Linked DNA regions of Mus musculus: all the other regions are linked to region 2. A link is a loop called in an ENCODE intact Hi-C map of the cell type or tissue named here. Cell type or tissue: left cerebral cortex. All regions are shown on one strand.

What was found. Hi-C counts contacts between places; a loop is a spot of excess contacts. Peaks named below come from ENCODE experiments on the same cell type or tissue, not always from the same donor. Only the 100,000 strongest peaks of a DNase experiment are listed, where the experiment ranks them.
Region 1: it touches region 2 in a loop (2.1-fold over the local background); 12 of 42 quality-filtered maps call a loop at or near these places.
Region 3: it touches region 2 in a loop (4-fold over the local background); 8 of 42 quality-filtered maps call a loop at or near these places.

What each region holds. Positions count from the first base shown.
Region 1 is chr19:46,448,835-46,456,834 of GRCm38, reverse strand. It overlaps Sufu (SUFU negative regulator of hedgehog signaling), which reads right to left. Exons shown (of 12, transcript NM_001025391.2): 4 at 6,864-7,006; 5 at 6,171-6,256; 6 at 5,872-5,944; 7 at 3,520-3,673; 8 at 1,989-2,100. Among named protein-coding and RNA genes, the nearest start is that of Trim8, 49 kb to the left of the region's middle. In left cerebral cortex, a CTCF peak has its summit at 4,152; DNase peaks (open chromatin) are centred at 266, 1,555, 4,175 and 4,537; H3K27ac peaks cover 2,166 bases.
Region 2 is chr19:46,499,387-46,507,386 of GRCm38, reverse strand. Trim8 (tripartite motif-containing 8) reads right to left here and starts at 5,739. Exons shown (of 6, transcript NM_053100.2): 1 at 4,374-5,739. The coding sequence starts at 4,943. In left cerebral cortex, CTCF peaks have their summits at 22, 3,212, 4,515, 6,222 and 1 weaker place; DNase peaks (open chromatin) are centred at 5,659, 5,881, 6,519, 7,471 and 7 more places; H3K4me3 peaks cover 7,615 bases; H3K27ac peaks cover 6,377 bases.
Region 3 is chr19:46,568,979-46,576,978 of GRCm38, reverse strand. Arl3 (ADP-ribosylation factor-like 3) reads left to right here and starts at 3,797. Exons shown (of 6, transcript NM_019718.3): 1 at 3,797-3,939. The coding sequence starts at 3,937. Sfxn2 (sideroflexin 2) reads right to left here and starts at 3,614. Exons shown (of 12, transcript NM_053196.3): 1 at 3,520-3,614. In left cerebral cortex, a CTCF peak has its summit at 3,562; DNase peaks (open chromatin) are centred at 3,708 and 4,928; H3K4me3 peaks cover 2,324 bases; H3K27ac peaks cover 1,400 bases.

The DNA.
Region 1 (8,000 bases), 51 kb after region 2:
GAGCGAGACTCTGGGAGCTCTGAGAGCACGCTGGGGTGGTCCTAGCCGGGGAGTGAGGAGGAGAAACCACTGCTCAGCTGCTTGTTAAGTTGGCAAACAGGACCAAGAACCTCAGAGGGAGACATTGTCACCCCTCCGGATGTCAGATTTCAGCTCCTTGGGGACCTTGAGCTGCAGGGAGAGCAGATGACTCCAGACCTATTCTCACTCATGTCTTTATACCAGCCAATGCAGAGCAAAGAGTGGGGACAAAGGGGACAGTCTTCTGCCAAGTGCCCAGCCCACCACTTCCTTACTGCCCAGTTGTGGTGTCTACAGGAACTGAGAGTCCAGCCTGTGCCCCATGCAGTGTCTAGGGACACAATAGTCAGACACATAAACAAGACAGAGAATGAGATATCAGGCATGTCTCAGGTCAAAGAAGGCCAACAAGGGGCTCCCCGAAAGCTCTCTGTCAGAAGCCCTGGCCTTCTTTGAGAGGTGGGAGGGCCATTTGGAAGGTGACTGGCTCCACATTCCATGAGAACTACTGGAGGCTACAAGCCCATTACTGGCCTACCACCAGTGCCAAGGAAGTCGGTATAAGAATTCATACTTGGGGCCTAGGGAGGAGCACAGCTCTGGGTCAGGGTCCAGGCTGCAGGTGGAAAGCTTCCAGATGCCCCATGACACAGCTTGGCTATCTGCTACTGCCAGAGCAAAATCCAAGCAACTTAAGAAAGTCATTGGCTGCAGCTAAAGGCGCTGGGTAGCACTGGAGGCCTCCCCACGCTGTTAGAGAGCTCAGGTTTTCCTGCCTCTGGATGGCAGGTACACCAGGCAAACAACAGTGGCCGGAAGCAAGCCCAGAGTAACCCTGTGGGTACCCTAAGCAGCTCCCAGGGCGCATCCTCAATGCTGACCAGCCAGGCCTCTGCTCCCAAGTCCCTGTAGCAGCTTCCCACGCTAGCTGCAGGCCTCGCCACACAGTCCGGGTCCTCTCTCTCCACACATGCTGCCTATTCCACATACTGTGTTTGCCATCGTGCGCTGCATCACTGATCTTTCCAGGATCATGAATCAGCAACCGCAGCCTGATTCCAAACCCATGGTCATTTTTCAACAAACTGTATATGCAGTCAGATTGCACATACCATGACTGGTTTATTGTTTCCCCCAAAGGAAGGCCCTGTGCATCCCAAATGGCCCCAGGGCTTGAGGTTGCCACACAGACTTCGTAGAGGGTAGGTGGATCACCCTAGTCTTGTAGGATTAGTCCAACTCCTTTTCCACCCTAGCCCGAGCAATTTCCACCCAGGCAGGCGAGGTCCCAGCTCTGAGTGGCCAGCACCCTAGGCCATTATACTGTGCAAGAAGGGAGTTCCCAGCCCACCACTTCCCTTCTAACAAAGGAGGAGGTGGGAGGAGGACAGGTCTGACCTCCGGGGTTGGCTGGTTTCTCCTAAGGACTACAGGACCCTTAGACAGGCAGCAGAGGCCTGCAAAGGACTTGCCTTCCCCTCTCTGGGCCCCAGGAAAGGCAGGCAGGAAGAAGGGCCTCAGCAGCAGGCATGCAACTCAGGGCTAGCCAGACAAGGAGGTCCCTGGGGTTGTAGCTATCAGCCAGAGCCCAGGCTCCAGGAAGGAAGGAAGGGCAACTCTGACCCAGAGTGAGATAAGGAGGGGACTGGCTTAGCACAATGGGCTCCCACAAGGCTCACAGGCCCTCAGTCAGATTTCTGTCCCAACCTGGACTCTCTTCTGTTCACACAGCCCATGTAAATATTTACTGCTGTTTGTACTCATGGTCTGCAGAGTCCCCTTTGAGGTCCTTTGCTACAGTCCACAGATCCGTGTGCCCTGCCTGGATCAGGGCTGCCTTTAAACCTACAGACTCGGGGTCCATTCAACAAGAACCATGTACACTCTTCCCCTCATGCAATCCTCAGGGATGGCCCCTCGAGAAAAACACCGTCCTTTTGTCCTAGCCCCAGAACACAGACACTTACGGAGCCCTGTCGTGGGTGAGGCCGTTCTGTCGCTGAGAATTGATTGGTGGAAGGACAGGTTTGCTGTTAATCTCCAGTCCCCGCCTCAGGGTCTCCCGGATCTGCTCTGTGTCTGCAATGAAATCACAAAGTTGCCGGAAGGCCCTCTGGGCTCCCAGCCTGAGAGAGCCTAGAACAGTGGTGGCAGCACTGGTGAGAGGCAGGGCATGGTCACACGTCAGCAGGCCCAGCACTCACTCAGCAGTGGCGGCTGAAATACGAGTTCAACAAGCTTGAGATCAGCTTGGGTGGGCTACACACAATAAAGGAAGAAAGGAGAAAAGGAGAGATGGATGGGCCGGCAGTACTAGTGGAGAAGGCACGACCAGCAACTTTGCGGTGTGACTTGGTACTGTACAGTGAATCATTTTACAATAATTAAAAAACAAACAATGCTGGGCATGGTGGTACATGTGTGTAATCCCAGCACATGAGCGTGTGAGGCAGGAAATGAGAAGCCAGCTTACGCTGCAGAGAGCAAGAGAGCCTGTCTGCGAGGTAAACAAGAAGTAAAAGAGCAGCGATGACTGCAGCTATAGACATGACTGCCAGCCTCTCTACGGCATTCCTCTGTCAGAAGCAACTGGACGTGAGCCCCTGACACAGGAAAAGAAAAGGGCTCAGATGTTTGCACTAGAAGTTGAAGTTGCGGAGGAGGAGGAGGAGGCAGCTCAGGAATTCAAGGTCATCCTTAGCTTCACAGAAAGTTAGAGGTCAGCCTAGGCTACATGAGACCCTGTCTCCAAAGTAAACCAAGTCAGGTATTTTATTCAAGGCCAAAGGCATTTTATTCTTTGATAAATGAAAAAGAAGAACTGAGAAAGGAAGGAGACAGAAAGCCTTAAACATACATGTATATAAATGGCCACTTTTCCTTTGGCATTAGCCAGGGACAGCCTTAGCAAAACAAAACTAAACAAAACAAAAAAAACCCCACAAGTCCTTCTGGAGCCAAGAGCAGCATGGGAGCATCCAACAGGACGCCACATCCTCCTCCTCCTCCGAGAGCTTACCCAGAAGGCAGAGGCAGAGGGAGCTAACTTGCCACAGACTCTGGGACTGCAGAGGAGGCCAGTGTCGGGCTTCACACTCGCTCCCTCTCATTAAAAGCCCAGGAAGGTTCAAGGAGAGAGGTTCTCAGGCTTGGCATGGCCTTCAGGCCAGAGCTGGGGTCTGTGTCAGTTCTGTGGTGGTGAACATACGCTGTAGTGTCTTTGGGTGGACTGTGTACATTTTCTGTTAACTATTCCATGGTTCATACTCACATACATGAGGTCAGATTCCAAGGGGCAGAGTGTACACACAGAGTATACTAGTGTGTTTGAAATGCACACAGGAAATAGCTACAAACAGGCCAATAATGCTCATATATAGTTCACCCACATTGGAAAAATTCATTTGTCAGAAAATAATCAGAGTGGGCTGCTATTTAGTTAGAGACTTGTCCTGGGGAACCTGGAAGGAAGGGAGCAAGGCAAGGGAAGGTCTCAACCTTTGCCAGACAGCCTCCGAGGCTGTGTGCCGAGGCAGATGCTCCGGCTATCCTCTTCATCCTCCGGAGGCCGGCTGAGGTCATCCCAGGCACACTTGGCACTGACGCCGCTCAGGTTAGAACCGTCTGTCTCAATGCCTTTGTCAACTCTCTCCTGCTTGAAAAGAACCAAAGAGTCAGAGTGCCTTCAGTGAACTCATGTGCCCCAAGGTTACTGACCCTGGCCCAGCCACTCCACTTCCAGTATTAGCCCTTGTAGGTGCTGAGCATGGACAGCTGCTATGAGATCAGGGTCTCATTGACCTTGTTCTGTTACAAGCATAACGGCCCCTGCCAGCCCCTGGACTCCTCTGGGAACAGGGTTAGGGGAGGCAGCAGGAATGAGCCTTGGACACTTCCTTCCCACCAACATCCAGCACAAAGGCCTTTGTGCATCTTTCAGCCCCGACAGCTGTGGCCCTCAGAGCTGATGGAGGAGACAAGACCTATTTCTCTAAGGAAAGGTGGAAGGCTTCCCCTCTTCCTGATCCTCCAACAATGATCATACATACCCCACCTCACCCCCTACAGGAGTTAGGGTAGAAGCCCGCCCTGACTTGGGAACCCATACCTGCAGTTCTTCATTATAACAGCTAGAGGGGGCCATCGCCCCAGAGCAGAAGTGCTCCCTGTGCCTCTATGCCAGCTAACTTTGGCAGAGGGCTCTGGATGGGGTTCGTTTCCATTTCCTAGGCTGCAATCGGGGTCTGAAGGGCAGTGACGGGTGCACACTTCCCCAGAGGCCTTGCCTTTGTGTAGACATTGGCACGCTTCAGTCTAAACTTTCTCCAAATGGCCTCAAGGAAGAGTTGTACTCAAAACATCGCTGGATTTTCTGGTAAAACTTAATTCTGTGGTGCTGGGCTTTGGCTCAAAGGTCATCTGGAAGACGCTAGCAACCTTGTCCATAAACAGCCATACAGGCCAAATAAGCCTCCTGTGAAAAACTCCTCAGAGCCCCCATGTCCCTGTGCCAGTCTGTCCCTCTCCAGGGCTCCTAGACAAGGGCATTGTTCTATGCCTTGGTCACAGATGGTCTCCTATCCATAAGCCACCCGTTCTTCTCTCTTCTGCTGCTTTTGCTGCCTGGATGAGGCAGGCAGGCAGCAGGCAGGACACAGCTCTAGCTGTTTCCGGCAGAGCAGAGGAGAGGGGCTGGAGCTGCTTGGGGAGAACCTGAGTTTTCTTGCCAGCAGCTGCCCTGAGACCCTCAGGGGAAGGGTCTGCTTGCTCTACTAATTCAGGGGACCAAGTTTTTTTCTGAGTATAGGAGATAAACAAGAGCCTACAGAGCCCCATGCTGTGTCCCAGCATGGCTGCAGAACAAGGCTTAGGGGATGAAGCCTCCATGGTTCTTACATAAGCAGAAGCCACACAGAAAGCAGGTTCGAAGCAGAGATACCCCTGGCATCATCGAGACCATTTCAGGGTTAAAGGTACCCAGAAAGTGGAGGAGCCTCATGTGTAAAGGAAGAGGCTGTGTGCCCCAGAACTCACAGGTTGGTAGCAAAGACCCCATAGGTCTGCAAACTACACGCCACTGTACAATTTGAAGTGCCTAGTCGCTGCCATGGCCTGCCTTACAGGCCCATGGGAGCCTTACAGAAACATGTCAAGTTCAGAGATGTCCATGGCCTGCCTCTGCTGCGAGGTGAGCAGAAGGAGCTGGGCTCTGGTGCTTCTACCCCTGCATGGTGTGCAAGAAATGCAGCAATGCTCCGGGGCTTCCAGAATGCAGCTGTGTGCCAAGCAACCATCTATTCTAAACCACAAAGTGACACTGACACTGTCCCAAGCAGTCACAGTAGTGTCAGCTGCAGACTGGCAGGGTCTAACGACTCTTCCACACATCAGAGAGTGCCAACCTACCTGGGCAGGGCTGGGGAGTGAGTTAGGAAGAATGACAGGATCATTAGACCAATCAGCATCCTGCAATGGGCTGTGGGGTCAGCATAGCCTGTGCTGCTGTCTGATACAGGGGAGGGCAGCTCCCTGAAAATGTGGTAAAATGGAGGAGTAGGGAAAGAAGCAATATTCCTTATGATTACCTTTCTTTGTTGGTGGTGATCTAACTTTAAGTTGATATGTAACTTACATATAATAAAGTCCATTCTTTTTAAATGCACACATATATGTGTCAGGCTTGCTTTTCTGGGCTGAAATCTCTGTTTTCCTATGTGAGCTGTAGAATTCAGGCGACAGACCATGCCTTATCCTACTGGCTCACACACAGAGCTCCTCCGCTCTGTCAGGATGAAAGCCAGTGGTATTTGGAAGAGTGTGCTAGCAAGGTTTTCCTCACTCAAGACATACTTGCAGGTGCGGATCGATCTCAAATATGGTTTCTCCCCGCCGCATGTCAGTTATCAGCCAGGGACCGCCAGCACTGTGGACAAGGAGAGACGGTGGTAACTGGGGGCCTGCATTGATCGGCAGACATAGCCTTTGCTGTCCCAGGCCCAGATCATAAAGGGAAATGTTAGTGGTCGGGGACCACAGAGAACTGAGTGCCCCAAACAGCAAAGCAAGAACTCTACAGGTGGGATGGAGGGAGGACAGCCACCCTGAAGACCCAGGGTCCAGGCCTCCACCTTATGGGGACATGTACTCACATGGGCACTGTCCGTAGTAGTTCCAGGATGCCCTGCCCGTTCCACTGTTGGGCTGAATGTAACTCCTCAGTGCAGACACCAACAATCTGTGGCCCAGGATAAGAAGCCACTGTGGTTTAATGTCCATCCCTCCAACTATCTGTGCTTTTTCAGGGGTGTCTTAAGTAGGGGACACATAGGTAGGGTCTGTTTCAAGGCTGGTGTCCCCAAAATGTAATGGCTCCCTTAGGAGGTGCTTGCCTAGCTAAGGGGTTCCTGAGTGCACAGACAGGCACAGAGCCTACCTAGCTCTTGGCTACAGAAGAAACAACAGGCAGATTATGCCTTAAGTCAGGGGAAGTCGTCCCTAAGGCCAGGGGTGGTCAGGTAGCTGTTCCCACAATAGCGACACTTTTGTGTAAATCTTGAGGACACCAGCTTAACCTTCTTCACCTTGACCTCGTTAGAACTGCAAGCATGAGCTGCAGCTGGGGAGAGTCGCCCACTGGGGAAATAGGACTTAAGCCTGGAGCTGGCTTTCAGCTGGGAAGTCTGTCCTGCCTCTGGCCCTGCAGTGTGAAATCAGATAGCCCACCACAGGGAAAAGAAGACCAAGGGGAGTCTCCTGCCCTTTATTCTCCCCCTCCACGTTCCCCTCTGTTCTGGACTTTTCCCACAAGGATAAACTGTCTGAGACCTCTGATGGCACCTCACCTGGAGGAAAGTCACTACCCCAAAGGGTGTCCGCACAGGCTGCATCTGTGGGTCCTCCGTCAGCAGCATGTGCTGAATTCTTGACTCACTGTTATCCAAAGGGCTGTGCCAAGACACATGGTCCCCGCTACAGAAGGTGTTCTCTGTGGAGAGACAGACAGGAGGACCCTCAGCATTTGGATCCAGGCCTGGAGACTGCCCTGAGACCTCAAAGCCCAGGTTGGAAGGCTCCTCACTCCCCAGGCCTCCTAGAGCAGCCGGATGCACCCACTCCCAATACAAGCAAAGAACTACAGCTACTCCCCAAACACCAAATGGTCCAGGATGGCCCAATCTGTTTGACTTCACTGGAAAGGGTAGGCTGCTGGTGTGCATACTCACTTGGCCTAGGAAGGCCAAAGACTTGCAGTGTCTGCTGGGCTTCTCCAGCCCCACTACCCACGGGGGAAGGGCATGAGCAAGAAGCCAAGAATGAGGTGCTTTCCAGTGGGGCCAGCGGACCATCAGAGGGTAAGGGAGCTGGGAACAGTGGGAAGCCTTCTTGGAAAAACAACCCAGGATTTCTCTGCTGGTGAATCAGCACAGAAAGGAAACATGCAACCCCAGCCCTGGAGATCCGCTGCCAGTCTCCCACAGGCAGACTGAGGATTTCTGAGGATCTCTGGAGACTTCAGGTAAATGGAGGTCAGGATAGTTCCTTGCCCACCTCAGCAGACTGTACAGCCTCAGGGGTGGGGAGTGGGGGGGGGGGTGCCTCTGTGACAGCACAGTAACACAAAGGCCCGTTACTTAAAAATAAAGTACCAGAAGTAGGAGGAGCACATGCGTGTAATCCCAGCATCAAGAGGGAAGGCAAGAGGACAACTGAGTTGAGGCTAGCCTGGGCTACCTGCCAACAACAAAAACCCAAACAGAACATGTCTATGGCAGCAAACCCTTAGGGAACATTCCCATGTGGTATAAGTCACCCCCAAACCTGTCTCTTGTCATGAACACTCAGCACGCGTGGCTTTAACCAGTTCACATGCAACCACAGGTGCCCAGGCTGGCCCCCAATTCCCTATGCAGCCGAGGATGACCTCAAACTCTGAACCTCCTACTTTCATCTCCAAGTGTTGAGGCTACAGACATGTGTCA
Region 2 (8,000 bases):
CACAGAGCAGCCTCTGGGGCAGCAGAACAAAGAGGCGAGAGAGAAAGCCCCCCTTTGTCTGGGTTTGAATGCCAGGCCGGCCAGGGAGGAAGGTTTTCCCAGAGCCAGGGATGAGCTGGCCAGGCCTGCTAGCTCAGCCCAGGGCAGAGGCCCAAGTGGGGCTGCCCACCCAGACTCTCCTGACGCCCCAGCTCTGCAGCACCCACTGGGGCTCTGTCCTAACTCCAACACCCACCACAGGCAACAGCTTACCTTACATGAATCCCAACCTTCTCTCCCTTCCCGAAGAGCCCCAGGTGAGGAAGTCCTAAGGCCCCTGGCAGGCTCACAGCCCACCTATTACCTGTTCAAGCACTTAGCAAGTGGTAGTCTGAACAAAATCAAGGACAGGAAATTCAGTTTGCGGGGGTAACCAGCGAGGCCCAAACAGCCTGCCCTGTACCCCACTCCCATCTCACCTGACACCCACTCTTCTCTCACAGACATAAACACATGAGCATGCTCTCTCCTTCACTCCACAGCCACACAGGAAAGTAGTGCCAATTAAGTCAGTCGTGCACACATCCTTTCTTGGAGATACTCATGTGAGAAAAAAATAAAATTAGTTACAATAGACAGACAGACAGACAGACAGACAGACAGACAGACACCCTGAGTCCATAACTGCTGGCAGGTAGAACAGTGGGAGTGGATGACAGGCTCCTGGCTGTCAGCAGGATCCTGGGGTAGAGGCAGGGGGACTGGATCTCTGCCTGAGGCTTCTCTTAGGTCCCAGAGAGGAAGCCAAAGCAGGCTTCCTTCTCTAAGGACTCAGATGATCAAGGAAAGGACAGAGCTCACACTACCCTCTTCCCCGCACACAGAGCTTCCCCACTCTGCTTTTGGCAGAGGGAAGAGTGTGGGTCTGAACTTCCTGAATCAGCCTGTAACCCCAGCCCCAGCTCAGCAGAGACCTCTAGGCCTCCCCTCTTACACCCGGACGGACTCTCTACAGGGCTTTTGTGTATCCCCACCCCACCCCACCCCATCCCACACAGGTATCGGGTACTCTCACTCTAAGCAACTACAACTCTCAGCAGTGGGACTGTGTTCTCAGAAAACACCTCTTTTCCACAAGAGGGTGGGGGTAAAGCACGTGGTTCAGGCCAATATCTCCAGCCTGCTTCCGGGGTCCTAGACATGACCCAGAAGCACAAAAGCCATGTAAGTTCCAGTGTGCACATCTGCAAAGCCCTTCGCTGCATGACCGGGACTTCTCCTGGGTCCTTTCTATGTTGGGAGAGTTCATAAGAGTGCTCCCAACTCCCATCAGCCTCCCCATGACTAAGATGAACCCTTCAACTTAGAGGCTTGAAGGGATCTTGTCTGACAGTCAGGATTGCTAGGCCTGAGCCCACCAGATGTCTCATGCCTGGGCCCACCACCCAAAGGAAAAACCCTCCAAGGGCACAGGTATGTCCCAGTGAGTGAGCTCAAGGCCCCATCTGCTTGGCACCCAGTCCTCTCAAAGGCAGAATGGGGCAATGTCCTGGCCTGCACGGGCCTAACTCTTGAGTGCCACCCCTTCCTGATGCCCCACCCAAGCCACGGGCTCAAGTACACAAGAGTGGGTACTTGTGAGTATTTGGAGACAGAGCTACTGGAAGGGTTAAGCAGGGTGGGGTGGGGGAGAGGGGTTGTTGGTGTTGATGGTGGTATTGGGTCTCTTGTTGTCGCTATTCTTGTTTTTCAGAGACAAGGTCTCACTATGTAATCCTGACTGGCCTTGAACTCAGAGATCTGCCTGCATCTGCCTCCTCAGAGATGGGATTAAAATTGTGGGTCACCACACCCAGCAACTCAAAACACTCAGCAGCAGCGTTAACTGTTTCCAGCCAACTGAGCCAGACCCTAACCCACTGTGAGGGCAGGTGAGAAACAAGAGGCAGGACATAAGGTTATTTCTGTGCTTTTGCTCTTATACCTTGGAAAATTCTGGTGCCCTTTTCCACAGCACTAGCACAAGACCCTTTCAGGGAGACTCCCTCCAGCATGAGGAAACCAGCTGAGGCAAAGCCCTGTCCTCCTGGATAGCCTCAAGAGAAGGCAGGGTTTTCTAGTCAGCTTTTCCTCACGGCTCAGCTCCTCCCCCAGGGTGGGAGCTCTACCTCTGCATTCAATAAGTCAGACTTCTACTTGAGTGATAAGGGGCTACTGAAGGGTTTTCAAGCCTGGGGCACCAGAGAAAATGGACGTGAGGAACCTGGAGGAAGATAAGCCTGGGGCACAGATGCTGAGCTCACAGAATTGCACATCTGGCCCTAATGCAACTCGCTCTTTCTGAGCTTGCCCCATAGGCATAAGAGCACATGCAAACATGCACACGCGTGCGTGAGTGTGCGTGTGTTCCATAAGCACACACAACAGACACACACCACGGAGCTGCTGACAGAGTAAAGTGTCTGATGAAAGGAACCCCCAGGTCCACTCTACAAGCAAATGTCACCCTTTCCTCCCGATCTTAAAGTAAGACATACCCATTTGAGGGTAAATGTAGGCACACATATTAGGATGTCCTCCTAATACCAAGCCAGGTGTTAAGTTTTCATCCCTACCCCAAGGCATCCCTAGCACTTAAGGGGTGCAGACACATGGGGTATACCACATCCTCTACATTCAGTCCTATCTTCTTCTCTTCCCTTCTACCCACTTTCTACAGCCAACCCCAGGACAGAGACTTGGACAGCCGTCTTTTCTCCAGTCTTTCCCTGCACTTTCCCAGCCTCCACCCCTACAGTCTTTATTAATAGCAGCAGCCTCAACCCTGGGTAAAGTGTGGGCTCTGCCTAACCGGAGTCAGGAGAGGAGGACCACAGGGCTCCTCCACTTCCCCAGGACTTGGCCTTTCCCAGATGCTGGGAGGAGTGACTCCACTTCTCCAACCCCCACACTTCCTTTAAGAAACCAGAGGCCTCTCCTGGCACAAAACCCCAGAGCTGGCCCATGCAATTGCAAACTAATTATACAGCAAATTTTGTTATCCCCGCCCTCAGCCTGCGGTGGCCCTTCTGCCTTTTGTTGGTTGTATATGTGTGGTTTTTAATTGCTAAACAGTGACTCATTTAGATTGGTCCCCTCCTTGTCTCCGTCCAGCCCCCACAACCACCAAGGAAACAGCCCGCATCTACATTCTGGACAGGCCCAGCTTCCTCCTACTGCAGCAGCCTTGTTGGCCTCCAGGGGCCCCCACCCTAAACACACACTCCCAGTTCCTACCAAACCCAGCCCAGCTCCCTTATCTTAAGACCCCTAGCAAGAGCTTTCAAGATGGCTCAGTCTTAGCTCGACTCCTTCTTCCCGGTGTGACTCAACCCAGAGTGGCAAGGGACCCGAGAGGAACCTGGGAGGAGCCCCCTTCCAGTGAAAGGGACGGAAGTATGCCCCACTCCAGTTCCCTAGCCAGGCCCAGAGGCCTAAGAGGGGGAAGGCGGTTTTGACATTGGCTGCTGCAGTAGGGTGTATACAATGGGAGGGGGTGCGGTTCGTAATCACCCAGCCGGCAGCCCAGGGGAGCCAGCTGCCTGAAACCAGATTTCAACGCGGCTCAACCTTAAACCCACAGGACTCTTTTTCCGTCTTCCCCGTCCCCTCCCTAAATGTGGGAGGGCCGTGTAAGAGGGCAGGGCTGGGAGGAAAGAGCCCAGGGTGAAGAAGTCACATACTTTAAGGTTTGTTCATGCCAGGCGCAGGCAGCATTCAAGTATAGAGAGAGCAGCTTTAGCCTGGGGAGCGTCTACTAGGACGGATTAGAAGAGCCGACAGTCGGGGACTCCTCTGGACACCCAGGCCTTGCCCAGCTAGATGCCAGAGTTCTTCTCTATCTCCGGAAGCTCCCCCCAACCCCCAGAGTGTTTCCAGTAGAGCTGAAAACTAACATGGCTGCTTTGTTTACTTCCTCATTGGTATGCCAGCATCATGGATCATGTCAGCCACAGCAGCGGCACCAGGACACTCATTACATAAACAGCAGCTGGAGAAGCAGGACCGGGGTCACTGCCTTGGTGACTTCCCGTAGAGCTTACAGAAACAATGCGGGGGGCGGGGGGGGGAAACTGCGCAAAACAGAAAAGCAACACTCCAAACTACTTCTAACAGCCTCCCCCCAATTCCATAAATGACTGAAGGAGAGATCTTAAGGGCGCAGGTGCGAGAATGCATCCAGCAGCCAGGGCCTTTCCCCCAGGACCTTGCCCCCCAAACTTTTACGGAAGAGTTTGGAAGAGGGCCTCTAGGCTAATGTCACGAGAGTCAGCTTGTGCGGATGGGTGGCTCCCAAGTCGTGTGTGTGTGTGTGTGTGCGTGTGCGTGTGTTCGCACGCGTTCAGTGTACTTGCCCGTATCTCATTCCTCCGTATCTCCACGTCACACACCGAGTGTCCCTGATGCGCGCCGCTGTAGTAGCAGCAGTACTGGCACACAGCCACCTGCTCGGCCTCGCAGTGGTACAGGCGGTAGGCGTTGTGCTGCGGGCAGCTCCAGGCCCGCACGTCGTCCGCCTCCACCAGGAGGTGCCCGCGGGCGGTGGAGGGCTGCTGCAGGTGCGTCTGCACGTGAGACTGGCAGCAGGGAGCCTCGCAGCGCAGGCAGACCTTCTGTGCCGGCAGCGGGGGGCCGCGGCGACAGAACACGCAGTGCAGTGCCGTCGGCGGCTTCTCCACGTGCAGGGCGTTGAACTTCTCCACGATGTTGGTGAGCTTCAGGTTCTTCTCCAGGCCCGGCTTCTGATTGTAGGCCTGGTTGCACTCCGGGCAGCGCACAAGGCCACTGTCCTTGGCCCAAGCCTCGCCGATGCAGCCCCGGCAGAAGTTATGTTTGCATGGCAGCTGCACCGGTTCCACGAAAACGTGCAGGCAGATGGGGCAGATGAGCTCCTCCTCAAAGCAGTTCTTCCAATTCTCCGCCATGGCGGCTGCGGGCAGGGGGCCCGGGTAGACCTCTCTAAGTCCCCAACCCTGGGGATCCGTCTGGTACAGCTGGGGACCCACCGAGCCCGGAGCTCCGGTCCCCGCCGGCCGCGCCAGTCGCTCAGTCACCAGCGCCTTCCGCGTGCCCGCCCCCCAGAGGAGGGAGCCTGGGTCCTCGCGCCGCGCGCGCCGCCGGCTGCGTCTCCTCCTCCTGGCGAGTGGCTAGCGGGAGGCGGCGGGCTGCGCCAGGGCCGCGGCCCGGGCACCAGCCCTGGAGGAGAGCGCTGTGGTCCAAATTCCATATAACAGGCCGCCTCCGGGGCAGCGCGGCTAGGGCAGCGGCGGCCCACGGCCTGCGCTCGGCCCCGCGGCTGACATCGGGGCGCGCCCCGCGGCGCACCGAGCGGGGGAGCCGCACTCTTCCTTTGGCGGCGACAGTGGCTACCTTCTGGCTGGTGCGAGCCGCGCCTTCCTCGCCTGGATCCCGGCCGAGGTCCGAGGGGGCACGGGAAGCTAGTTCGGCCGCGCCGAGGCTGGCTAGAGCCGGAGCCGGCGAGCAAGGCGCGCCAGCGGTCCCCGGGCCGTGGCGCAGGCGTCCCCCAGCTGGCCGGCCGGCTGCGGGTGGCAGGGCGCGGGCGGGCCGACTCCGGGGCGCTGCGTGCGCGCTGGGGCAGTCATTCAGATGAAATTCCAGTCCCCGGCCAGAGACACCAGCCCGCCTCTGCCTTCCTCCTCCCTTCACAAATAGAAACGGAAGGGGGAGGGAGAGAAGTGGAAAAAAAAAAAAAAAAAAAAAGGCAACCAGAGAGGGAGGGAGGGAGGGAGGGAGGGAGGGAGGGAGGGAGAAGCCCGGGAGGTGCTCCGGCCTGACCCCCTCGTCGCTACTTCTGCGCTCCCTGGAGGCCCCGCGCAGGGCGCCCCCGCCGCGGAGAGACCCCACTCCCTGTCCCCGCACTGGGCGGGCGCCTCGCCTGCGCTGAGGAAAACAAGGATTGATCAAACTAGAAAGGAATTTTTCTCAACTGCTAATGAACAGGAGGCTCGGCTCCCGGCCCTCCCCTCCCCCCGCCCGGCCCTCCCCCTTCGCCCCCCCACCCCACCCCTCCCCCCCACTTTCTTTTCTTCTCGGCCTCTGCTCCGGCCTGGAAGGCTCCGGGCTGCGGTCGGAGCCAGCCTGCGGCGGCGGCGGCGGGGCCAGGCCGAGCCAGCCGGGCCGGGTGCGTCCTCAGCGCCCAGCCATCTTGAGCTCCCAGCGGCCGCGGTGGGGACTGGGGGTCCGGGCGCGCGCTTGAGGGTCCTGTAGCTCGCTTTTCCACCCTCCCTTTGGTGGGATTTTTTTTTTCCTCCAAGGGGAGGGCTGGTGGTCTCCAACAAATTAGGAGAGAGAGAAGGAGAAAAATGCCAAGTCTTGATTTCTCTCTACCTCTGCTCCACCCATCCCGATCCTTTCCAAAAAAAAAAAAAAAATCTTTTAAAAAGATTAAAATTGGAAGAAGTCGGCAGAACGACGAGCGCCTGCTGCCCCCAGCGCTGCCCGGGAGACGCGTCCGGGGCGGGCCCGCGCCCGTCGCTCTGTCCGTGGGTCCGTTTGTCCTCCCGCAGCTTCTCAAGTGAGGGGAGGGCGGGCACTCCGGGCAGGGTCTCCGCTGCGGCTGTCGCTTCAGAGCTTTATCCTTAGATCAAAAAAAAAAAAAAAAAAAAAGAAAAAAAAAAGAAAGAAAAAAGAAAAAAAAAGGGGGGAGAGGAAGAAACCACCCCCCAGCCCGAACACTCATCACAGCCACCTTCAGCCATCTTGCGTGTATTATTTCAAGAATAATCTGTTTAATAGAAATAGCTGCGTCTCTGGCCCCCTTCTCCGCATCCTGGGGTCCCGCCCCCTTTTAATAATAATCTCGATAATAAAAATGATCAGCGGGCCGGGCAGTTAGAAGCTGCTTTTTTTCTGTCTCAGGTCTCTCCGCTTTCTTCCCTCTAAGAAGGGACACTAGGGGCTCACGCTGGGGTTGGGGGTGCGGCCCGCCGGTCCCCGCCACCAGCGCAGCGAGGAAGGGCCTCTCTCGCCTCTGCCTGGAGCAGCACGGGTGGGGGAGAGCCTCGGCCCGCGGGACCCACTGACGGGGCACACTGGGCACACTGTCTCCGGCCCCGGTTCGCAGCTGCCCCGCATACAATGGGTTCGAAGCAGAGTGAAGAGGGCAAGATGGGGGCGGGAGAAGGCAGGAGGATTGCGGCGCTCGGGGCTCCCGGATAAGGGCGATAGAAGAGGAGGGGGGAAGGGGTGTCCCTACATCAAGGCTGGTCCCGCTACTCGGAAAGGGGGCGGGGAGACGGGCGTTGGGGGGGGGAGGCGAGGAGAAAGCGGCAGGCGGCGCCTTTAATCAGCACCCGCTGGCTCAGCCCACCCGGTACGAGCGAAATAAACGGGGAGGGGGGAGGGGAGGGGCGTACTTTCCGGAAGTGCTGTTACAGATGCTTTGATTCTTGGCCCCGCCCCTTTCCCCTGTCTGGAATTAGGGCTGTTCCTGAAACGGCTTAGGCTATTGGTCCCTAAGGCGAGACCCCTCCTCTTTGAGGCGTGGCGAACTTCGTGCTCTCACGTGACTTGCACTAACTTCGGTACATTAAACATTGGGTGATGAGGGAGGGGCTCTAGCCCAGCTCCTTAAAACGGCAATAATGCTGCCAGGCTGTGGGACCATTTTTTTTTTCTGGGCCTCTTCAGCTATAGCTCTTTTTACTTGAGAGGAAAGAAGGGGTTTGTCAATCAGTCTGCTCAAATGTCTAGAGAAATTGAGCAGGAAATTGCCAAGGTTCAGCATGGAGCCGGATCTCTGAGATACTTTCCCCTACATCTCTGAAGCTTAAAACTACCTGCTAGCAATCCCTTTTCCTATTCAAAAGACGCTTAAAGAACTGTGAAATATCTAGGGTTTGTTGGTCAGTCAATGAATATACAGTATAACAAAGACCTGTTATATCAGAGGCATTTTTCTAGGTCTGGGGAATTGTCTGGAAAGCTACGTTGTTTTTTTTTTTTTTTTTTTTTTTTAATTT
Region 3 (8,000 bases), 70 kb before region 2:
CAACAAAGCCACACCTCCTAATCCTTCCTAAACAGTCTACCAGTGTAGAGAACTAAGCATTCAAATATATGAGTCTATGGGAGCCATTCTCTCTCTCTCTCTCTCTCTCAAGATTTATTTATTTATTTATTTATTATTTATTTATTTATTTTAAGTATATGAGTACACCATTGCTTTCTTCAGACACACCAGAAGAGGGCATTAGATCCCATTACAGATGGTTGTGAGCCACCATGTGGTTGCTGGGAATTGAACGCAGGACCTCGGGAAGAGCAGTCGGTGCTCTTAACCACTGAGCCATCTCTCCAGCCCATATGGGGGTCACTCTCATTCATACCACCACTCAGGGGTACAGCTCTTGCAGACCACCCCAAGACTTCAGTTCCCAGCATCCACGGGGTGGTTCCCACAATCATCCATGACTCCAATTCCAGGGGAATCTAACACCTTTTGACCTCTGTGACCACCAGACACTAGTGGAGTGCACATAGAGGCAGGCAAACATTTATATAAAAGTCAAAGGAGGCTGAGCAAACCCCACACACTCTTTTTAATCCCAGCACTTGGGAGACAGAGCCATGTGCATCTCTGGGAGTTCAAAGACAGCCAAAGCTACATATTGAGACTCTGTCTCAAACAAACCAAAACCAACCAACCCACCAAATAAATAAAGTAAAATGTTTCTTGTTTTAAAACAAGCTCAGACAAACCTGGGCGATACATTGAAACTATCTATCTGGGGGGGGGGGAGGGGGGGAGCCTGAAAGGTGAGTAGATGGACAAGGGCAATTGTCACCCAGCCTAACTTGTTCACTGGCTAGAACTTCATGGTGGAAGGAGGAAAGGGACTCCTGCAAGTAGTCCTCTGACCCCGCTCACTCGTGGGGTGTCAGTCCAAAAGACACTCAGGAGCTTGGGCACACAGAAGTGTCTGCTGGCCTCAGCCTCACTCACCTGTGACTCCTCCCAGCTTTTCTTACCCCACCCCTACCCTAAACTTCCTCAGCTCAGGAAAACCAGCTTCCCTTCCTCCAGCTTCTCAATCCTATAGAACACCACCCCTACCCCTCCCCCACCCCTCCCCCACCCCCCGCATGCGCCATTTCAGCCATGGGCTCTCTTGACCCCTCTTTGGTCTTCCTCCCAGGGCCTGGTTTATTCTGCTGGCCATGTTCAATGTGTTACTCTCTCTCCCTGCTCTGGACTCCCCCAGATGCTTCTAAGTGTACTTCCGGTCATATCTACAGTAAAATCTTCTCCTCAACCATAACCTGGAGTGGTCGTATCTTCACTCTATACACAAGGTACTGGATCACCACACACACACACTTTTTTTTTAACTCGAGATCAATTATGAGAGACAGAGCACAAGAGAGAGAGAAGAGAACAAATGAAGCAGACTAAGAGTGATCTTCCCTAGAGAAAGCTCATCTCCTCCAGCAAGTGGGACCAAAGCTCAGAACAGACCCATAGTCACAGTTCTGAGGTAAGAGTACTTGCCCCCATAGAATATTTGCCCTGTGGGCACTTGGCCAGGGGAGGTCCAGGCAGCTCAAAACTCTGCAAGAGCAGACCAAAGACCACTGAAATAGCAGACTACCGTCAGGTTGCCTAGAACAAGCAGGAGAATGACGGTAATAATTAAACCAGCAGGCCCAGGCTCCTGCTTACAGACACACTCATCGGGACTCCAAGGTAACAGTGAAAACAGATACCGTGCTACCTGAGGGAACCCTGAATGTGCCTTTTCCCACAAAAGGGCCCCAGTGTGAAGAGCAGTAGATTAGTAGATAAACGGAAGGGGAGGGGTCTCTAATCTAACAACTCACCTAGTGCCTCTTTTATTCTTCCTTTTCCTTTTTTTGAGACAGGGTTTCTCCATGTAGCCCTGGCTGTCCTAGTAGACCAGGCTGGCCTCGAACTCAGAGATCCAGCTGCCTCTGCCTCCCAAGGGCTGGGATCAAAGGCGTGCGCCACCACCTTCTGTCTGATCACCTTGAACTTCTTTAGTCAAGATTCAGAATTGACTTTTCCCTCCAAGGATCCGATACAAGTAGGCAGGTAGCAGATGTTTCTGACTGTGGGGCTGGAGCCATGGCTCAGCACTTTAAAGAGCAATCGCTGCTCTGCAAGAATCCCTGGGTTCAGTTTTCAGCACCCACCTGGTGACTGACAGCCACCCATAACTCCAGCTCCCGGGTACCAAAGACACATGTGATGATGCACTTACATACATGCAGACAAAACATTCATATACGTAAAGCAAATAGTTTTAAAGGTTTTATAGAAAGTTCTTTACTTGGTTGTAAAAAAGACCTGAAAGCTTCGCACTATGTACCCAGTGCCCAGAAGTACCCAGGAAGGAGGCAGTCCTGTGCAAATTTAGGGCCAGTATGGTCTACATAGTTTTGTTCCAGGCCAGCCAGAGTTCCATAGTAAGACTCTCAAAACAACAACGACAACAAACCTGAAAACCCATACTGGAAAAATCTGCCTTTGTTTAAGTAATGGCAACTAGGTTGGTGAAAGAGGTAACGCCTGAACCCCAGATTAAACTATTGATAATAATAATAATATGTCACCCTTTCTTTGCGACAGGAATTGCTCTCTATGTACGTGACATACATGGACCTGTAAGATAGATAACAGGTAAACACACATCAACAGACTTCCAGAGATACCACTTCTACCTAAACTATGAGCTGTTGGAAGAGTTCTCTGCTTATTAACAGGTATAAACAGCTCTGAGGTGTGGGGTGTAGTGTATGTAGGTCGGTGGCAGAGTGCTTGCCTACCCTGTACAAACCCCTGCATTCTGAGTTCAGTCCCCGGGGGCAAACAGCACTCCTACCTGGGCCACAGTGTTTACAAGCAACACTATAAAATAGTTTACAAGTAAAAAAAAAAAATAGTTTACAAGTTAGTTCAAGTCCGGACTCTTATCATCTACAATAACCGATTTCTAGGGTTGTAAGGAAATTAAACCTCATATAAAAAAAAACATTCCACTAGGAAGAATGCAATTTCCACGAAGGCAGGTTGTCGGGAACCAACATGCCACAAAGGTCCTGTGGTCGGCCCTGGGCGTGAGAGGAGCGGGAGGTAGCGCTTGCAGTCTAACCCGGTTTAGCAAAATCCAGCAGATCCCAAACAATCTAACACTCCCGCTGCCAGCTAACCTCAATGCTAGGGACCGGTCCCCAACCTCCCTATCTCTCGCCCTCTCTCAGGCGACCTCCCCCAACACAGTACAAATCACCTATCCTGGATTCTAACAAGAATGTGGAGATAGAGACGTAGCCGCAACTCCTGAGCCCTAAAGCCTGGCACCCGAAGACAACCGGGGTCAGAAGGGAAGAATCCATTGGAGCCCTGGTGGGTCCCTCCGGCCACGCGGCTTCTGCAGATGCAAGTCCAGCACGCAGCGCCTGGCAGCCGCAACAGAGCAGAACCACGCTCCCTTCGGAGGCGCGGGGATTAGGAGTAGCTGTGCATTTGGCTGCACTTGCGAACTCTTACCTGGTCCCAGAGGGATGCACCCCGCGACTGCCACCAGGCGAAGCTGACCAGGAAAGCAGAACTGAAGTGTCGCGGCTAGGCCCGGGAACCACCCCCTCGCCCTACGCCCCCACTTCCGACCAATCAGAGGCCACAGGCTCCGGCCAGCCACGTGGGCGGCTTTGCACCTCCCGCTGGGTCGCTCACCAGCCCGCCCCGCCCTCCCGCCCCTCCCGAGACCGCCTGCGCAATGGGCGGGCGCTTTGGCGCGCTTGCGCACTTTGGGTAGAGAGGAGCAGAACCCCGCCCCATCCCGCTGCTCCGTTCCTCCGCTGTGCGTGCGAGGGACGTCAGGGGCGGCGCCGCAGCAGTTACCCCTGGTAACGGGGGAGGCAGGAGGAGGAGGCGGAGGAGGAGGAGGAGGGACTCGGCTTGAGGATGGTGAGTGTGGGGGCCCTGGCCCCTCCAGAGCTGACCAGTCACCCCCCCTCCTTTCACCAGTCCCAGGGCGGGGCGCTGCGCGTAAAGCCGAGGAGGACGTGGGATGGGGCTCGCCTTGATCTTTGGGGTTCTAGATCGGTTTCAGGGGCGAAGGAGGAGCCCCTAAAGTGGGCCTGGAGGGAGGCCTAGGCCTGGAGAGAAAAGAGGGGTTTGCGATAGATTCGAGGCATGGAGTGCTTGGCTAGCGGGGAAGCCTGGGCACCATCATCTTTCTAGGGACTGGGATGAAGGCGACTCTAGAGCTGCGGAGATCAGACCAAGCTCTCAGATCTTACTGCAGAGTCGACCTCTCGGCGCCTCGGGACTGTGGGGTTCATCTGAGAACCAGCCAAAAGTGGGAGAGGCGCGGCTCTACTGTCTTTGAGATCACCCTGGCAGCACCAGGGAGCTGTAACCTGGCTTTCCTAGATGCTCGCGTCTCTGAGTGAGAGGTGTGTAGGGAGTAAGTCCCAGGACAATAAGAGGTACCGCTGGGAATGGATGTCTCTGTGGTGGGTGCGCTCCTGCAGTCCCAACTTAATCGCTGAAAGTTCTGCGAAGAAATAATGGTTGTTGATGAGCGATTTTTTGCTCCGTATTTATTCCATGTAGATAGAAGCAAATTAACCTCCCGTGTCCTAGCTTTTCCTTCAAATTTGCAGTGTCCTTTTGCCTGAGGCCACAGGAGGACCAAAGGTCTTCACCTCAAACTAAAAAGAATGAACAATAGAAAGTGAGCATCAATTTGAAGCAAGCCTTGTCTCCGTTAACCTTAATTAAGGCTTTTCCAAAGTGTATGATGTGTGACAGATTTTTGACCAGAAACACTCGGTTCCTTGTTGATTTTTTAAAATCGTTATTTTATTTAATGTATATGTATGGGTGTTTAGCCTGAATGTATGTTTGTGCTCCACGTGTGTGCCTGGTGCCTGCAGAGGCCAGAAGAGAGCTTTGGTTGCCTGGAACTGGAGTTACGGATGTCTGGGAACCATCGCGTGGATGCTGGCAAATGAACACTGAGCGTTGCTGAACATCTCTCTGCCCTTGTTGATTCTGTACGCGGTAGATGGAGAGTAAAAATGAAGTTATGGGGAAATGAATATTTTTAGAGCTAGTCAAAGAAAACTTGATATTAAGGCATTTAGAACAGGTTGGTTGGCTTACTAACTGCTCCGAACAGGTTCCTGTTGCCCCCCCCACACACACACACACAATATTTTTGTGAAAATATTGAGGCATTTCTGTTGACTTAAGAAGCAAAGCCTAGGGCTGGTGAGATGGCTCAGTGGGTAAGAGCACCCGACTGCTCTTCTGAAGGTCTGAAGTTCAAATCCCAGCAACCACATGGTGGCTCACAACCACCCATAATGAGATCTGATGCCCTCTTCTGGTGTATCTGAAGACAACTACAGTGTACTTACATATAATAAATAAATAAATCTTTAAAAAAAAAAAAAAAAAAAAAAGAAGCAAAGCCTAGGGCTAGGGGTATAGCTCAGTGAGTAGAGGTTTGCTTAGCAAGCACTAAATCCTGCATAGAACTGAATGTACTAGTACTTGCCTACAATCCCAGCTCAAGATGGAGGCAGGGGGATCAGAAGAAGTGCAAGGGCTACGTATTGATTTCCAGGCCAGTCTGGGATAAATGAGACATGTTCTCAACTAAAGAAGAAAATAGACAGACAGGCAGGGGGGAAACTACACATCTTCTTTGGTCATACTATTGAGCAAGTGAATTTTGACAAAAAAACAAAAATTCACAGTGTCAAATTGTTAAGTAGAATTATTTAATCTGAGGTTGTCAATCACACTTCACACTTGTTACATTTACAGCTCTGCCTAACCTCGGGCTAAACAGATTTTAACTAGTGTTTTCTTTTTATTATTTATACATGAGCTGCCCATTTAAAGGCTAAGTTTATCTTAACAAATGAGTACAGATATAAATATTTACACAGAAAATAAGTGGATTTGAGAAAGGAGCCCTGTAACCCTGTAACCTCAGCACTTGGGAAGTAGAAGGAGGAGGAGCAGGAATTCAAGACCAGCCTGGGCTACATAAGACTCTGTCTCATAATAAGTGGGTAGTTTTTAAATTAATGAAAATAATTAGAACCGCAATTTAAAAGCCTTGCCAGGCTGTGTGTGGTGGCTCATGCCTGCAATCCCAGTCTTCTCAATGCGAAATTAAGAGGATCACTAAGAGTTAAGAGCCAACCTGGGCTACAGTTAGTTCCAGGTCAGCCTCAGCCAGAGGGAGGGAGATCCTGCCCCAACAGCCACCCCCTTAAAAGAAAGAACCACATGCCAAACCAAGAGGAAATAACTAGTTATAAATGAGAAATGTGAGAGTTAACTAACTTTCTTCAGTTTATCAATTGAGTACAGTACATAATTTTATTATTGCTTAATTTATAACTAAGTCACAGTAAATGAACCACTGCTCATGTTTCTAGGTGCAAATTGGCACTGTATTTAAGTAGATAACAAATTGACCATATTTATACAAGAGAGTTGGATACCACTACAGTAGTCACGGTATTTGATGCTCAAAACAGAGTTTAATATACATAAATATATATGTATATATGTGTATATATATGTATATATATATATATATGTATGTATGTATATTCACTGTACTGGCTAGTTCTGTGTCAACTTGACACAGGCTGGAGTTATCACAGAGAAAGGAGCTTCAGTTGAGGAAATGCCTCCACGAGATCCAGCTGTAAGGCATTTTCTCAATTAGTGATCAAGGGGGAAAGGCCCCTTGTGGGTGGGACCATCTTTGGGCTGGTAGTCTTGGTTCTATAAGAGAGCAGGCTGAGCAAGCCAGGGGAAGCAAGCCAGTAAGGAACATCCCTCCATGGCCTCTGCATCAGCTCCTGCTTCCTGACCTGCTTGAGTTCCAGTCCTTGGTGATGTACAGCAGTATGGAAGTGTAAGCCGAATAAACCCTTTCCTCCCCAACTTGCTTCTTGGTCATGATATTTGTGCAGGAATAGAAACCCTGACTAAGACAAGTTGGTACCAGGGACTGGGGTATTGGCTGTGATAGGCCTGACCATGCTTTTATTTGAAAGAATGTGGATTTTGGGACTTTGGATTTGGAAAATAGTGGAATGATTTAAATGGGGATTAATGGGTCATCCTAGTTGGAATATGGAAGACTTTGTTGCTGGAAGTAATTTGAACTGTGTTGACCTGGCCCAAGAGATTTCAAAGGAAAAGAATTTCAGTATGTGGCATAAAGATTGTTTTTGTGGTATTTTGGTGAAGAATGTGGCTACTTTTTGCCCTTGTCTGAAAAGTCTGTCTGAGACTAAGGTGAAGAGACTCAGATTATTTTCATTGTCAAAGGAAGGTTCAAAAAAGCCCAGCAGAGACTTTGTTCTCTGGTTAAGTCTCATGAAGAGAAGTTTGAACAAGCATAGCAAGCTTAGAAAGGAAAAATATAAATTATATGGTTCGAGTATTAAAGAGGTACCAGGAAGTGAAATGGAGCAAAATCTTGTGTTCTAGGAGATGACAGATTAAGGGAGTAGGACCTTGGGGCAAGATCCTCCCCAGCTAAATTTAGATCCAGGCATGGTGGTACTCATCTTTAATCCCAGGAGACAGGCATGCTGATATCTGCATTCAAGGTCAATCTGCAGAGCAAGATCCAGGACAGCCAAGCTTAGGCAGTGAAGGATTTGGAAAACATAAAGCCAGTGATAATATAATAGTACAAGGGGATCATGTTCTAGTTCCTGCAATCAGCAGAACTCGGCAGCTTCAGCCATGTGGCTCTGGCTCTAGAGTTAAGAATGGAAGGAACTACTGGGACAATTGAAGCTGGTTAGCTGGAGCTAAGAAATTAGCAGTGATTAAGAAGAGACCAGCATCACTAAGGTGAAATCTTCTGGGAATTGTTTTCTGGGAGCACAAAGAAGCTATGTTCCAGAGATAGCCAAGGTTGTACCTCATGCTGCAGCTGGATTTGGTAATGTGTAAGAGTCACCCAGGTGATATTTGTT